2 separate regions of the Homo sapiens genome follow, and region 1 is linked to region 2. A link is a contact called in ENCODE Hi-C or POLR2A ChIA-PET data. All regions are on one chromosome and are shown on one strand. Each heading gives the region's core, a stretch centred on a gene start or an enhancer-like site at or near the end of the contact. The rest is flanking DNA. Distances are from core to core; before and after follow the strand shown. Region 1 holds the start of JUNB (JunB proto-oncogene, AP-1 transcription factor subunit). Region 2 holds the start of ANGPTL6 (angiopoietin like 6).

Region 1 (7,145 bases), core at 525-3,024, 2.7 Mb before region 2:
CACACAAACACAAACACGTCTTAAAATAAACTCTTTAGAGACTAAGTGCGTGTTTCTTTTCCACAGTACGGTGCAGAGAGGGGAGGGCAGGGGGCGGGGGTCCCCTTCCCAATGTCCCCGCGGGCTTGAGTACCAGGCGGCGGGGCCAGCTCCGCCGCGATCGCCCCCTCTTCCCCTCCCTGTTAAATACACAAATATATTATATTCAATATGAATCGAGTCTGTTTCCAGCAGAAAAAAAACATACAAAAAAAAGTGGAAGGGGGGGCTTGTAAACGTCGAGGTGGAAGGACTGGGCGCAGGGTAGGAGGGCCGGAGTCCAGTGTGGTTTGCGGCGCCCCTAGGTCCCAGGGTGGGTGCCCACCGCCTGCTCCCTGGACCCCAGTGGGAGGCGTGTGCCCAGCCGTCCAAGCGAGGGGGTGTCCGTAAAGGGGCAGGGGACGTTCAGAAGGCGTGTCCCTTGACCCCAAGCAGCAGCTGACAGCCGTTGCTGACGTGGGTCATGACCTTCTGTTTGAGCTGGGCCACCTGCTCCCGGAGGAGGCCGGCGGTACTCGACAGCCCCGCGTTCTCGGCCTTGAGCGTCTTCACCTTGTCCTCCAGGCGCGCGATGCGCTCCAGCTTCCGCTTCCGGCACTTGGTGGCCGCCAGCCGGTTCCGCAGCCGCTTGCGCTCCACTTTGATGCGCTCTTGGTCTTCCATGTTGATGGGGGACACCGGCGGCGTGGCGTCCCGGCTGCGCGCCTCCGGCACGGTCTGCGGTTCCTCCTTGAAGGTGGAGGCGCCGCGGCCCAAGCCCAGCTGCGCCGGGTGGCCACCGGCGAAGGGCGGCGCGTGTGGGAGGTAGCTGATGGTGGTCGTCGGGTACGAGCTCCCGGTCCCGACGGCAGCCCCGGCGCCTCCCGAGGACGCAGAGGCTGGGGAGTAGCTGCTGAGGTTGGTGTAAACGGGAGGTGGCTCCGGGCCGGCGTAGACGCCCCCGGGCCCAGCCGGGGGCCCCCCGGTAGCGCCCAGGGACACGTTGGGGGGTGTCACGTGGTTCATCTTGTGCAGATCGTCCAGGGCTTTGACAAAGCCGTCGGCGAAGCCCTCCTGCTCCTCGGTGACGCCGCCCCCTGCGCCCCCTGCACCTCCACCGCTGCCACCCCCGCGGGGGTAAAAGTACTGTCCCGGGGGTGTAGGCGTCGTCGTGATCACGCCGTTGCTGTTGGGGACAATCAGGCGTTCCAGCTCCGAAGAGGCGAGCTTGAGAGACGCGCCGGTGTCCGAGCCCTGACCAGAAAAGTAGCTGCCGCCACCGCCGCCCTCTGGGCCGGGTCCGCGAGCCCCAGGCGCTTTGAGACTCCGGTAGGGGTCGGCCAGGTTGACCGCCAGGCTCGGTTTCAGGAGTTTGTAGTCGTGTAGAGAGAGGCCACCAGGGGCCCGGCCGTATCCCGTAGCTGTGTATGAGTCGTCGTGGTAGAAGGGCTGTTCCATTTTAGTGCACATCCGGGCGGCCCAGGCGGTCTGGGGAGGGTCCCTGCGGGGCCGCTCCGGGCCTCGCTGCAGCGAGCGGCGAGCTCTCCGCTGCGGTGACCGGACTGGGTGCCTGGTCGCGCGTTCTCGGGGGCTGGCGCGGGCGGGTAGCAGCCAGCCGGCAGCTGTGCGCAAAAGCCCTGTCAGGCTTCCCGAGCCCCCGTCGCCCTCTCTGGCGCGATAGCTTTCCTGGCGTCGTTTCCCCCAGCTCCCAGCTCCCTGCTGGCTCCGAGGCTGGCCTGGCCGCTCTCAAGGTCCCAGCCGCTCAGCCTGAGCCACACGCCTTTATACCGCGCTAGTCAGCCACGGAAGTGCGCTCCGATTGGCCGTCGCCGGAGCCGGGCCCCCGCGCCCCCCTCCTCGAGCGTGGGGAAGGGGAGGAGGCGGCTCGCGTCACTGTCAGGAAGCGCGTGTCCTTGTAAACAGCGGCCACGGGCCGGGTGGCTCGGCGGGGCTGCAGGGGGAGGGGCTCAAAGGACCTCGGGGTACGCATGGAAGGAGGTGCTGGGGGGCCCAGGCACATGAGTGAGGGGTTTCAGGGAGGAGGATGATTTCCCTGGAGTCCACTGGGACAAATACCAGGACCTGGTACGCAGCAAGTGGGGTGAGGGTCCCAGTATGTGCGAAGAAACCCCTGAGGTACCCAGAATACGAGAGGGGTAGGAGGACTGACAATCCATTGGGAGACCCCAAAAAGCAGAAATGAGGGTTAAGCACTGTAAATCGGGAGGGTTAAGGAGACACCTGACCCAGGAATTGACTGGGGGTCCCGGGCTCAGAAGGATGCGGGACTGGAATTTTCACAGGACGGAGGAGGGGAGAGATCAAAAGGGGTGAGTGGGTGGAGCTGCATGACCCATTAAATTGCAAGAAATGAGTAGGGGTCCAGGAGCTCATGGGAGCTGAGTCCAGAGTCTGAGGCTCTCCCGTAAGCGGGAAGGAGGCATTAGGGGAAGTCTAGATATGCAGAAAGCTAGTAAGCGGCCTGGGGTACACTGAGGCAGGTAAAATATGCCAGGTAGAAGATGGAGACATGTCTGCCAGAAATTGGGGACCACTGGGGTCATCTGCTAGCCCGGATGAAGGAGAGAGTTAGAAGGGGCCGGACACATCTTCGGAGCAGAGAAGACAATAAGAGGGTACTCAGTTGACATGTGAGGAGGGGGCCTTGAGGGTCCCGCGCACCAGGACTGCTGGATCTTCCACGACTGCTGCTCCCCCTCGATGGTAACCTCTTAGTCATCTGTATTCTCTGTCCCCCATCCTAAAACCCTCCCCTATTGACCCTGGGCTTTGCCCAACACCGTGTCGGCTCCTAGAGCCTGGACCCAGCCCGACGGCTGGGGCGCGGTCGCCCAACCCCACTCCCTTCCTTAGAAACAGGCTGGGGAAAGAGCGCAGAGGCAGGAAGTGTGGCAACAGCCCCGGGGGAAGGAGCCCGGCCCTGTCTCCGTCACTCGGATCCTACGGGACCGTGCGCCCCGCCCTGGGTCCCGCCGCATCCTGCGCCTCGGAAGAGGAACCTGGGCGTGCGAGCCCCCGCGGAGGCCCGGGTGCTTGGAGCCCGCCCAGCCGCGGCAGCCTCCAGCCACCATCCTCTCCCCTCAAGCAATGGTTCCGCCCGCGGTGCCTGCAGGGGACCGCGGAGGCAGGCGGCTTGGGGAGTGTTCCATTGGCCCGACGGCGGGGGACGCAGCCGAGGAGCGGGGCCTGGTCGCCATGGCAACAGGCGGGAGTCCGCGGGCAGGACTGAGCGCGGGCCGGCCCCCGAAGTCTCTCCCCGCCGCCCATATTAGGGCACAGGAAGAGGTGGGACCAGCGCTGTCCTGGGGCCCCGAGCCAGAAGCGGGGAACCCGACTATCTGCCAGGTCCCAGGGCGCGCCTGGGCCCCCAGACTGCTAGTCCCGACCAGCCCCGACCGCCGCCCCCGGGGCCCCCACGGCCGCCTGGCCCGGCCCCGCCCCACCCCGCCGCTTTGGGGCTGCGTCCTGCCAGGCCCGGCCTGGCCCAACCCAGCCCGGCAGGTCCCCGCCTGCCCGCGGGCCTGGGTCGGACTTCGCCCCCGGCCCGACGGGGCGCGGAGAGGGCGGGCCGATGCCTCGAGGCGCCCCCGGCGCCTGGGCGGGCTGGAACGGCGGCTGCCTCCTCCCTCGGGTGGGGTGCCCTTCCCTTCTGCCAGGAGATCTGGAGCTCCGTCCCCAACACCCCCCACTCACTCATGTGAGTCAGGGGCCCCACTCTCGTTTTAGTCTGCAGGTCCCATCCTACTATCATCCAGAATACCTAGAGGGAGCCCCCCTCCTTCCCTAGAGTAGCTCTGTCATCTGAGAGCTTCCCTCCCCGAGTCAGAGAAGACCTGAAAATCTAAGGGGAGAATATGAGGGAACCCAGAGCCCCTTCCCGGGAAGGGCTGCGGCGAGGTGCAGACGGTCAGGCTTCCAGTTAGACTTAAGGTGGGACTTCCGAGCAGTTAGTGTGTGAACCCACTAGACCAAGAGGTGAGAAGCCTAGTGTCTCTGTCTCTGTCTCTGTCTCTCTCTCTCTCTCTTTGTCTCTCTCTCTCTCTCTCAGCTTCCCAGGCCTCTGTCTTCTGGAGGATGAAGAGAGCCTCTCTCTTCTTTAGGGTAGAAAGAGGCTAAGGGATAGGGGTTAAACAGCCATTCCGGGGCAGCCTAGATCTCACCAAGTGTGGGAAAGAGAAGGAAAACGAAAGAGGCGAAAAAGAAACTGAGCTATGTGGGGGCAGGGGGAAGTCCAGCAGTGCAGTGGCCTTGCTGGAGGAAGGTCCCAGCAGAAGCTGGGGGCGTCCCGTCCTTGGAGGGTCCCTGTGACCCCTAAATGCCCCCTCCCTTCTTCCCCTTGCTTGAATGGCTCCCCTCCCCCTCCCCAGGCTCAAGGGAGATTCCGGAGGCCTGTGAGTCTGGCAGGCACACTGCCAGGCCTGTGTCTCCCGCCCAGGCTAATAACTGCAGCTGACATCTGGCTGGGCCCCGCGGGGGCGCAGCGGGCAGCGTTGGGGGGTTGGGCAGGGCAGGGCAGGCCAGAGGGCAGCACCTTGGGAAGCTAACTTGCAGGTCCCAAAAGCCAGGAGGCCACAGTAATTCAGCCCTGGCCAGGGCTGAGGCTGGCCATGCCAGAGGGAGTCCTAGAGAGAGGTGAGGCCATCCCAGACAGAGTCCATCCCAGGAGGAGGGCAAGGAACAGTGGGTGTATGGGGGCAGGGGCGCAGGGCAGGGAGAGATGCCCAGAGAGACAAATGGGTTCAAGGTTAGTGTCACGCAGACAGTGAGACTCAGAAACACTTAAGATAGATAGGCTGAGAAATAATAATTATTATTTTAATAGCCAACACTTACATGGCTCTTACTGTGGGCTAGGCACTCTTCTAAGTGGTTAACATAAAATAAGTCATCGACTGCTTCCAACAATCCAGCAAAATGCATGTTATTTGTATCCCCATGTAACAGATGAGAAACTGAGCCACAGGAGATTAAGGAACTTGTCTGGTGTCCAACAGCTAGAAGCACTAGAGTTGAGATATAATCCAAGCTGTCTGGCTTCAGAGCATTAGCCACTGTGTTGTGAATAATGACAACCAGAGAAGCATGTATGCAGTACCAGCTGCAGGCCGTCTCATGAAGGGCCTCTTTTTTTGGTGTTTTGTTTGTTTGTTTGTTTGTTTGTTTTTTGAGATGGAGTCTTGCTCTGTCGCCCAGGCTGGAGTGCAATGGCATGATGTTGGCTCACTGCAACCTCCGCCTCCTGGGTTCAAGCGATTCTCCTGCCTCAGCCTCCTGAGTAGCTGGGATTACAGGCGCATGCCACCATGCCCAGCTAATTTTTGTATTTTTAGTACAGACGGGGTTTCACCATATTGGTCAGGCTGGTCTCGAACTCCTGACCTTGTGATCAGCCCGCCTGAGTCTCCCAAAGTACTGAGATTACAGGCGTGGGCCACCATGCCCGGCCCTTTTTTTGTTTTTTTAAAGAGAACCTCACTTTGGCCAAACACAGTGGCTCACGTCTATAATCTCAGCACTTTGGGAGGCCGAGGGGGAGGATCACTTGAGCCCAGGAGTTTTTTTTTATTGTTTGTTTTGTTTTGTTTTTTTGAGACAAAATATCACTCTGTCGCCCAGGGTGGAGTGCAGTGGCACAATATCAGCTCACTACAACCTCCACCTCCCAGGTTCAAGCTATTCTTCTGCCTCAGCCTCCCGAATAGTTGGGATTACAGGCGCATGCCACCACGCCAGGCTAATTTTTTGTATTTTTAGTAGAGATGGGGTTTCACCATGTTGGCCAAGCCGGTCTCGAACTCCTGACCTGAAGTTATCTGCCCGCCTCAGCCTCCCAAAGTGCTGGGATTACAGGCATGATCTACCTCGCCCAGCCCTAGCCCAGAAATTTTTGAGACCAGCCTGGGGAACACAGCAAGACCCCCATCTCTACAAAAAAATTTAAAAATTAGCTGAGGTCAGGAGGGTGTGCCTGTAGTTCCAGCTACTCCGAAGGCTGAGGCAGGAGGATCACATGAGCCATGATCTTGACACTGGACTCCAGCCTGGGCAACAAAACAAGACCATCTCACTCTGTTGCTCAGGCTAGAGTTCAGCTACACAATCATAGCTCGCTGCAGCCCTGAACTCCTGGGTAAAAGCGATCCTCCTGCCTCAGCCTCCAGAGTAACTGGGACTACAAGCACACCACAACTGCTAAGTTTTATTTTTTTATATTTTATTGAGACAGGGTCTCATTCTGTTGCCTAGGCTGGTCTGGAAGTCCTGGCCCTAAGGGATCCTCCCACCTGGGCCTCCCAAAGTGCTGGGATTACAGGTGTGAGCCACCGCACCCCACTGAGGGTCTCCTTTAATTGGGGGAGAAATGTGGTGGGGCACAGACAGAGGGGCACGGGTCTCTGTGGACAGGCCAGCATGTGGGAGTAGGGTTCCTCCAAACACTCTGCATGGGTGTTTGAGCACGGGGTGGAGATTGGGCCAGACAGGGAGGGCGGGGGCCCAGCCAAGCTGGTACAGCCGGTTCCAGGCCTCTGCCAGTGTCACCCTTGTGGCCTGGGCACCACCCCCTCAAGCCGCCCCACTGGCGCCAGGCCGGCCCCACGAGGAGGGTGGGAGAACAGCCCCCTCCCCCAACTGGCCTGAGCGTCCAGACTGGCAGCTGGGTACTGCCCAGGCCCTGGGCTCCAGACCAGCACCTGGCTAAGAAGTCCCTGCGCAGGCTTCCCCAGTGCCCCAGGGCCTGGGGCCTAGGGCACAGGATAAGGAGGAAGTTCACCCACCCCCACCCACAAGTGTCTTCGGGGCTTTTGGTCTTGGCACGAGGGACTTCTCCTTCTTATAAATAGCCCGGTGACCCCCCTCCCTGCTGGCCCCACTGACCAGTGGGGCCCTCACTAGGAAACTGGGCTGGGGGCTGCCTGTGAGTCAGCCAGTGGGCAGGCCAGGGCGAGAACCCACAAATCGCAGCACACAGCACCCAGCCTCCCTCCCGTGTCCCTGCCCCTGGGTGTGGATCTGAGGCCCGGCAGGAGCCCTCCCCCAGGAACTCCTGGCCTACCAGCCGCCTCCCTCTCCCACCTCTGTGGTTTGGGGGTCCTTTGCCCCCTCTC
Region 2 (7,350 bases), core at 2,010-4,509:
AACTCCTCTGGGCCAGCTGTCCTCCCCGGGTACCCCTGTCTGCAGACAGGCTGAGGGATGGAAACTCCACATCACCTTCTGGAAACTCAGGGCAAGGCGGGCGTTTCGTGAATAACTCGCCCCCTCCTTCTTTCCGCTCAAAGCCTCAGTCTTGGCCTCAGGCCTCTGGCTTCTTCCCCAAAACCTTGCAGTGGGGGAAAGGGACACCCCCTCACTGGGCTGAACATTACTCTCTCCTCCCCCATCGGCCTCCTCTCCCTCCTTGCTCTCTCTGGCACCCCAATTCTTCCTCCTCTCCCCCAGATGTGTCTCCCCTCCCCCTCGTCTTCCCCCTGTCTCTTTCTCCCTCTTGTAACTTTGTCTCTGTCATCAGTTGTCTCTTTCATCATTTATAACTGAAGATGGAAACTAAAGAAGTTTCCTTTCTCTGTGTCTGGCCCCATCCCTGTTTCTTTCTTCTCATCTGCCTCCCTGTGGTCTCTCCCCATCTTCCCATCTCTCTCTGTCTCTCCCCATCTCCCCGTCTCTCCCTTTCTCTGCCATCTCCCTATGTCTCTCCCATCTCCCTATGCCTCTCCCATCTCCATCTGTCTGACTCTCTGTATTCTTCAGCCCCTCTCTGTGACTTATGAAGTTCCCTCCCTCTCTACTGCCAATGGGGAAGCCAGAGGGGGCTGAGGGTGGGGGGCCGAGGGGCCCAGTGTGGGGGCCCCAACCCAGGCCCAGAGCCCAGCCTGGCAGCCTCTCTCAGATCTGGGACGACCATTTCCTTTTTCAACCCTGGAGTCCACTCGAGTTACTCGGGAGCTCAGGATGGTGCAGACCAGGGGAAGGAGGTGACTCTCCCGGCGTGTGGCTGGTCGTCGGTGGGGCCTTTGGACAGGTCTCAGACCCTGGGCCTGGGCTCTGTGGGGCTCTATGTGAGTTTCTTTGTACCCCTGGGAAATGACTGCATGGTTACTTCCCCCAGTTCCGTCCTCGTGTGATTTGACTTGTGTGAAAATGTGACCGAGTGTGTGGGAGACAGACGGTGACCTCTGTGGTGCGGTGGATAGGTTTCCGGGTGTCAACTGTGTGTACCTGTTTTGTATCTGTGCACTACTGTGTGATCACAAGAACCAGGATGTGGACAAGCCTGACACACAGATAAAGACCCACTCAGCCCACCCCATTTCCCTTTAAGTTGTGATGTGTGTGTGACCATATTTGGAACATACAGTTGTTGCCTGAAACTGTTATGTTTCCAGCTGTGTCTTTTTAAAAATTTTTTTTAATCAATGAGATATCCTTTATTTATGAAAGCATAGTTCCAATGCAGAAGTCAAGCTTTATGGTTATATATTAGGATAGGTTCAGATCCAATATGACAATGTTTAGCACTAACTTTAACATGTTAAAGCTCTGATTCCTGAATGTTTTTCTCACTTAATATATTCTCTCCAATGACAAGCTGGTGTGCTTGGCTTCTTATGCTGAAAAATATATGCCTGAATTCTATAACAAGCTATTAACAAAATCATGAATAGTTAATTAAATAAGTGCCAACACTACATGGAACTTACTGGCCACCAACTCAGAACCATAAAACTACACACACACACACACACACACACACACACCACACACACAAACAAAACAAAAAAAACACCAAAGAAAGATAGCTATCACTGTACATATGAATACTGTCCAGGATATCAGATCAATTATCAAATCCAAGGTCTCTGGTGTTTTGTCTCACAGTGTTGAATATATGAATGCTTCTCTATTATACTGACTTGTATTATTTTCAACAAATAATTATGTGGACTCAAAATCTTACATTTTTATTTCTTTTCTTTTTTTTTTTTTTTTTTTTGAGACAGAGTCTTACTCTGTCGCCCAGGCTGGAGTGCAGTGGCTCACTGCAACCTCCGCCCCCCGGGTTCAAGCGATTCTCCTGCCTCAGCCTCCTGAGTAGCTGGGATTACAGGCATGGGCCACCACACCCGGCAAATTTTTGTATTTTTAGTAGAGACGGGGTTTCACCATCTTGGCCAGGCTGGTCTCGAATTGCTGACCTCGTGATCTGCCCACCTTGGCCTCCCAAAGTGCTGGGATTACAGGCGTGAGCCACCGCGCCCAGCCTTACATTTTTATTTCTAATTATAAAATCCAGATTAATCCAAAAAACATAAATCACATGTAACTGAGGTAGGGTTTTCACTTTAAGAATATATTGTTTCTATCACAATTTAAAAATTTACAGCTGTGTCTTTTATATTTATTTTTTATTTTAATTAATTAATTCCTCACTTTATTATTATTTATTTATTATTTATTTATTTATTTATTTATTTATTTTTGAGATGGAATTTCAGTCTTGTCGCCCAGGCTGGAGTGCATGCGGTTGCTCGATCTCGGCTTACTGCAACCTCCACCTCCTGGCTTCAAGCAATTCTCCTGCCTCAGCCTCCCGCGTAGCTGGGATTACTGGCGCATGCCACCATGCCCAGCTAATTTTTGTATTGTTAGTAGAGACGGGGTTTTAGCATGTTGGCAAGGATGGTTTCGAACTCCTGACCTCAGGTAATCCACCTGCCCCGGCCTCCCAAAGTGCTGGCTTTCAGGCATGAGCCACTGCACCCAGACTTTCGCTGGGTGTTAATGTGTGCGTGCGTGCAAATGTGTGTGTGTGTGTTTGTGTCCACTCTGTTATGTGCCCATATGTGTGTGACAGCTGTGGTGTACATGTGTGAGTTTCTGAGTCAAGCTACCTTGGCTGGCTCCCATCCTGGTCTCTTTTTGGCTGTGTGACCGCAGGCAAGTTGCTTACCCTCTCTGAGCCTCAGTTTTCCCTGCTGTAAAATGAGGGTACATACAGAATCCAGCTCAGGTTGTAAGGATCAAATACGTAAAAGGTGTGGAGAGTTTAGAGCCAAGCCCTACACACGGTAAGTCCCCAGTGATGTTCCTCTTTCTATGTGTGGTGTGTGCGTGTCTGGGGCTGGGATCACGCCTGGCTGCCCCAGGGCCTGCAGCCTCCCACGCTCTGGGCTCTGCAGTGGAGGGTGTGGGGGAAAGGGAGGGATGTCCAGGACACTGACCTGTGTTATCAGGCTCTGGTGGCCTGGGCAGGGGGGTCTGGCAATTCTGTCTCATTTCTCATTCGGGAAATGCTAAATATTTATAGTTTGGGCTCCTGGGCCCAGCATCCCAGCTCCACTCCCAGGCTCTGGGGGCTGGGGAGTGGTTACCAAGCCTCCTCTCTCCTTCTGTCCCACTGCCCTCTCCCCGTCTCTAGCTCAGAGGCCCCACTGGACCCTCGGCTCTTCCTTGGACTTCTTGTGTGTTCTGTGAGCTTCGCTGGATTCAGGGTCTTGGGCATCAGAGGTGAGAGGGTGGGAAGGTAGGTGGAGGTTGATTCTCACTGTGGGGAAACTCCGACCACAGCTTGGCTTGGGGGCCCCCAGGCCACCCCGCCACCCCAGGCTGAGAGTGTAAAAGGCAGCGGGTGTTATACACACGTCCCAGTTCTGGGGGGTTGCTCAATCTCTGTTGTGGGGGGTGGGGCATGTCAGTGATCGGGGACAAAGAGAGGACCCTACCCCCGGATCCTTGTGAGCCCCTGCTTGGTGTCTGAGTCCAGAAGTAAATGTGGCCATCTCCAGCCCAGAACCCTCCATGGCTCCTGCCTGACTCAGAGTAAAACCCAAGTCCTCCTCCGGGCCCACAGGACCCTTCACACTTTGCCCTGACACTTCTTACCTCCTCCTGCTTCCCCCTTCTCTCTTCCGGCCTCATAGACATTTCTGCCATTTCTTTTTTTTTTTTTTTTTTTTTTTGAGACAGAGTCTCGCTCTGTCACCCAGGCTGGAGTGCAGTGGCGCGATCTCAGCTCACTGCAAGCTCCGCCTTCCGGGTTCACGCCATTCTCCTGCCTCAGTCTCTGGAGTGGCTGGGGCTACAGGCGCTCGCCACCATGCCCGGCTAATTTTTTTTTTTTTTTTTGTATTTTTAGTAGAGACGGAATTTCACTGTGTTAGCCAGGATGGTCTCGATCTCCTGACCCCGTGATCCACCTGCCTTGGCCTCCCAAGTGCTGGGATTACAGGCGTGAGCCACCGCACCTGGCCTTTTTTTTTTTTTTTTTTTTGAGCCTTGCTCTGTCGCCCAGGTTGGAGTGCAATGGCGCAATCTCTGCTCACTGCAACATCGGCCTCCTGAGTTCAAGTGACTCTCCCACCTCAGCCTCCTGAGTAGTAGCTGGGATTACAGGCATGCATTACCATGCCCAGCTAATTTTTGTATTTTTAGTAGAGACGGGGTTTCACCATGTTGGCCAGGCTGGTCTTGAACTCTCGACCTCAGGTGATCCTCCCGCCTCGGCCTCCCAAAGTGCTGGGATTACAGGCGTGAGCCACCGTGCCTGGCCCCTTTCTGCCATTTCTTGGGTGCAATCTCCGGGCCTTTGCACCTGCTGTTCTCTCTGCCTGGAATGCTCTTCCTCTTCTCTCTCTTCCATCAGGTCTTTGTGAAAGTGTCCCTTATTCTTTATTTTATTTTTATTTTTATATTTAGTAGAAATGGACTTTCACCATATTGGCCAGGCTGGTCTCAAACTCCTAGGCTCAAGCAATCCTCCTGCCTTGGCCTCCCAAAGTGCTGAAATTACAGGCATGAGGCACTGTTCCAGTCAAGTGTCACTTCTTCTGTGAGGCCTTTCCTGACTCCTCTATTTTATTTTTTTTTGAGACAGAGTCTCGCTCTATTGCCCAGGCTGGAGTGCAGTGGTGCAATCATGGCTCACTGCAACCTCTGCCTTCCGGGTTCAAGTGATTCTTGTGTCTCAGCCTCCTGAGTAGCTGAGACTACAGGCGCGTGCCACTACGCCTGGCTAATTTTTGTATTTTCAGTAGAGACAGGGTTTCGCCACGTTAGCCAAGCTGGTCTCAAACTCCTGGCCTCAAGTGATCCTCCCACCTCAGCCTCCCAAAGTGCTGGGATTACAGGCACCTCGGCCTCCCAAAGTGCTGGGATTACAGGCACCTCGGCCTCCCAAAGTGCTGGGATTACAGGCGTGAGTCAGCACACCCAGTCCTGACTCCTCTATTAAATGTCCCCCACCTCCGGGACTGTCACCCCCTTGCCTGTTCCATTTTTCTCCTAAGCACGATTACCCTCTGACCTACCTAGCGGCTGTTTGACTTATTTCTCTGTTCTCCCAACTTGAATGTCAGCTCTGCAAGGGCAGGAATTTTGTCTGTTTGGGTTAAGGCTGTGTCCTCATTGCCTAAAACAGCATCCCTGGCACACAATAGGCACTCAAGGTGTCTGTGGTTGAATGCATGAATGAGGCAATGTGTGTGTGAGATGGAGACCCTCGGGATATGTGCTTGTGCAGGCATCAGGAAGCATAGGTTTAGGGCCAGTGTGGTTGCTCACATCTGTAATTTCAGCACTTTGGGAGTCCAAGGTGGGAGGATCACTTGAGCCTGGGAGTTTGAGACTAGCCTGGGCAACACAGTGAGACCCCCTCCCTACAAAAAAGTAGCTGGGCATGGTGGTGCGCACCTGTAGTTCCAACCACTCAGGAGGCTGAGGCAGGAGGACCACTTGTGTGCAGGAATTGGAGGCTACAGTGAGCTATGATTGCTCCACTGCACTCCAGCCTGGGCAACAGAGCACGACTCTCTCTTTTTTTTCTTTTTTTTTGAGATGGAGTCTCACCCAGGTTGCCTAGGCTAGAAGGCAGTGGTGCGGTCTCAGCTCACTGCAACCTCTGCCAGGTTCAAGCCGTTCTTCTGCCTCAGCCTCCCGAGTAGCTGGGATTACAGGCATGCGCCACCACGCCCAGCTAATTTTTTGTACTTTTAGTAGAGACGGGATTTCACCTGTTGATCAGGCACCCTGTCTCTACTAAAAATACAAAAATTAGCTGGGTGTGGTGGCGCATGCCTGTAATCCCAGCTTCTTGGGAGGCTGAGGCACAAGAATCACTTGAACCCGGGAGGTGGAGGTTGCAGTGAGCTGAGATTGCAGAGCGAGACTCCGTCTAAAAAAAAAAAAAAGAGGGCGTGGGGGAGAGAGAGAGAGAGAGAGAGAGAAAGAGAGAAAGAGAGAGAGAGAGAGGGAGAGACAGAGAGAGAGAGAGCTTGTATATGGAGGTACAACCCTAAATCTGCTGTTCAAGGAGCGCTGCTGAGACTTGAATAAGGATAGGAAGGGAATGATGTTAAGTTGTGAACAATGTTCCAGGCTGCAAAAACAGCAGGTACAAAGGACCTGAGGCTGGAACTTGCTTCGTGTGAGGAAGGGCCTGGGAGGAGGGCAGAAGGGGATATGGCAGATAGCACAAGTTTTTTTTTTTTTTTTTTTTTTTTTGAGATGGAGTCTTGCTCTGTTGCCCAGGCTAGAGTGCAGTGGCACAGTCTCGGCTCACTGCAAGCTCTGCCTCCCGGGTTCAAGCCATTCTCCTGCCTCAGCCTCCCGAGTAGCTGGGACTACAGGCAGCCGCCACCACGCCTGGCTACTTTTTTTGTATTTTCAGTAGAGACGGGGTTTCACTGTGTTAGCCAGGATGGTCTCGATCTCCTGACCTCGTGATCCGCCCGCCTCCGCCTCCCAAAGTGCTGGGATTACAGGCGTGAGTCACCAAGATAGCGCAACTTTTTATGGATCATGGGTGGATTTGGGCTTTTCCTCTAAAGGAGGTGGGAGCCAAGAAGGATTCAGGGCAGAGGAGGGAGGGAGGGACGTGAACTGACTCAGATGTTCACAGGCGCCCTCTGGCTGCTGTCAGAGAGACTAGACCTGGGGTTGAGGATGGAAATCCAGAGAGCAGGGAGGCAGCTGCTGTCATCCAGATGGTGTCTTGAGCTGGGAATTCAGGGAGGGTCTGGGGGCAGTGGGGAGTAGCGGAGACGTGGAGGAATTCAGGATCTAAGCAGAAGAGCAGACGGGTCTGGCTGATGGATTAGATCTGCTGAGATGGGTTGGATCTGCTGGGGTTTTGGTCTGAGGACGTGGAAGATGGGGTTTCCAATATCCGACGGATGGGAAGGCAGTTAGTGAGACGTTTCCCTCACCCCACCTCACCTCCTTGCACCCTGCTCCCTTTGCTATTTTTTTTTTTTGAGACAGTGTTTTGCTTTTGTTGTCCAGGCTGGAGTGCGGTGGTGCGATCTCGGCTCACTGCAACCTCCACCTCCCAGGTTCAAGTGATTCTCCTGCCTCAGCCTCCCAAGTAGCTGAGATTTCAGGCCTGTACCACCACACCCGGCTAATTTTGCACTTTCAGTAGAGATGGGGTTTCACTATGTTGGTCATGCTAGTCTCGAATTCCTGACCTCAGGTGATCCACCCACCTTGGCC

Evidence for each region. Hi-C counts contacts between places; a loop is a spot of excess contacts on that map. ChIA-PET counts read pairs that join two places held with the same protein, here RNA polymerase II (POLR2A). Pooled maps may share reads with other maps.
Region 1: a map with no recorded cell type shows a loop between it and region 2 (12-fold over the local background). The contact joins the promoter of JUNB here to the promoter of ANGPTL6 in region 2. A Hi-C loop is called at or near these places in 2 of 37 single-sample maps with no recorded cell type and 6 of 50 pooled maps. POLR2A ChIA-PET finds 5 or more read pairs at or near these places in 2 of 52 experiments (B cell and activated B cell).

The regions. Positions count from the first base shown.
Region 1 is chr19:12,786,115-12,793,259 of GRCh38, reverse strand. JUNB (JunB proto-oncogene, AP-1 transcription factor subunit) reads right to left here and starts at 1,774. Exons shown (of 1, transcript NM_002229.3): 1 at 1-1,774. The coding sequence starts at 1,488. The coding sequence ends at 445. It overlaps MIR5684 (microRNA 5684), which reads right to left and starts at 6,132; the gene lies at 6,068-6,132. It also overlaps a transcript of HOOK2 not described here. RefSeq lists silencers at 976-1,085, 1,456-2,035, 2,896-3,665, cis regulatory regions at 1,515-2,069, 2,909-3,429 and enhancers at 1,800-2,411, 2,712-3,211, 4,116-4,685.
Region 2 is chr19:10,098,587-10,105,936 of GRCh38, reverse strand. ANGPTL6 (angiopoietin like 6) reads left to right here and starts at 3,259. Exons shown (of 6, transcript NM_031917.3): 1 at 3,259-3,369. RefSeq lists enhancers at 3,080-3,129, 3,200-3,249 and a silencer at 6,665-6,714.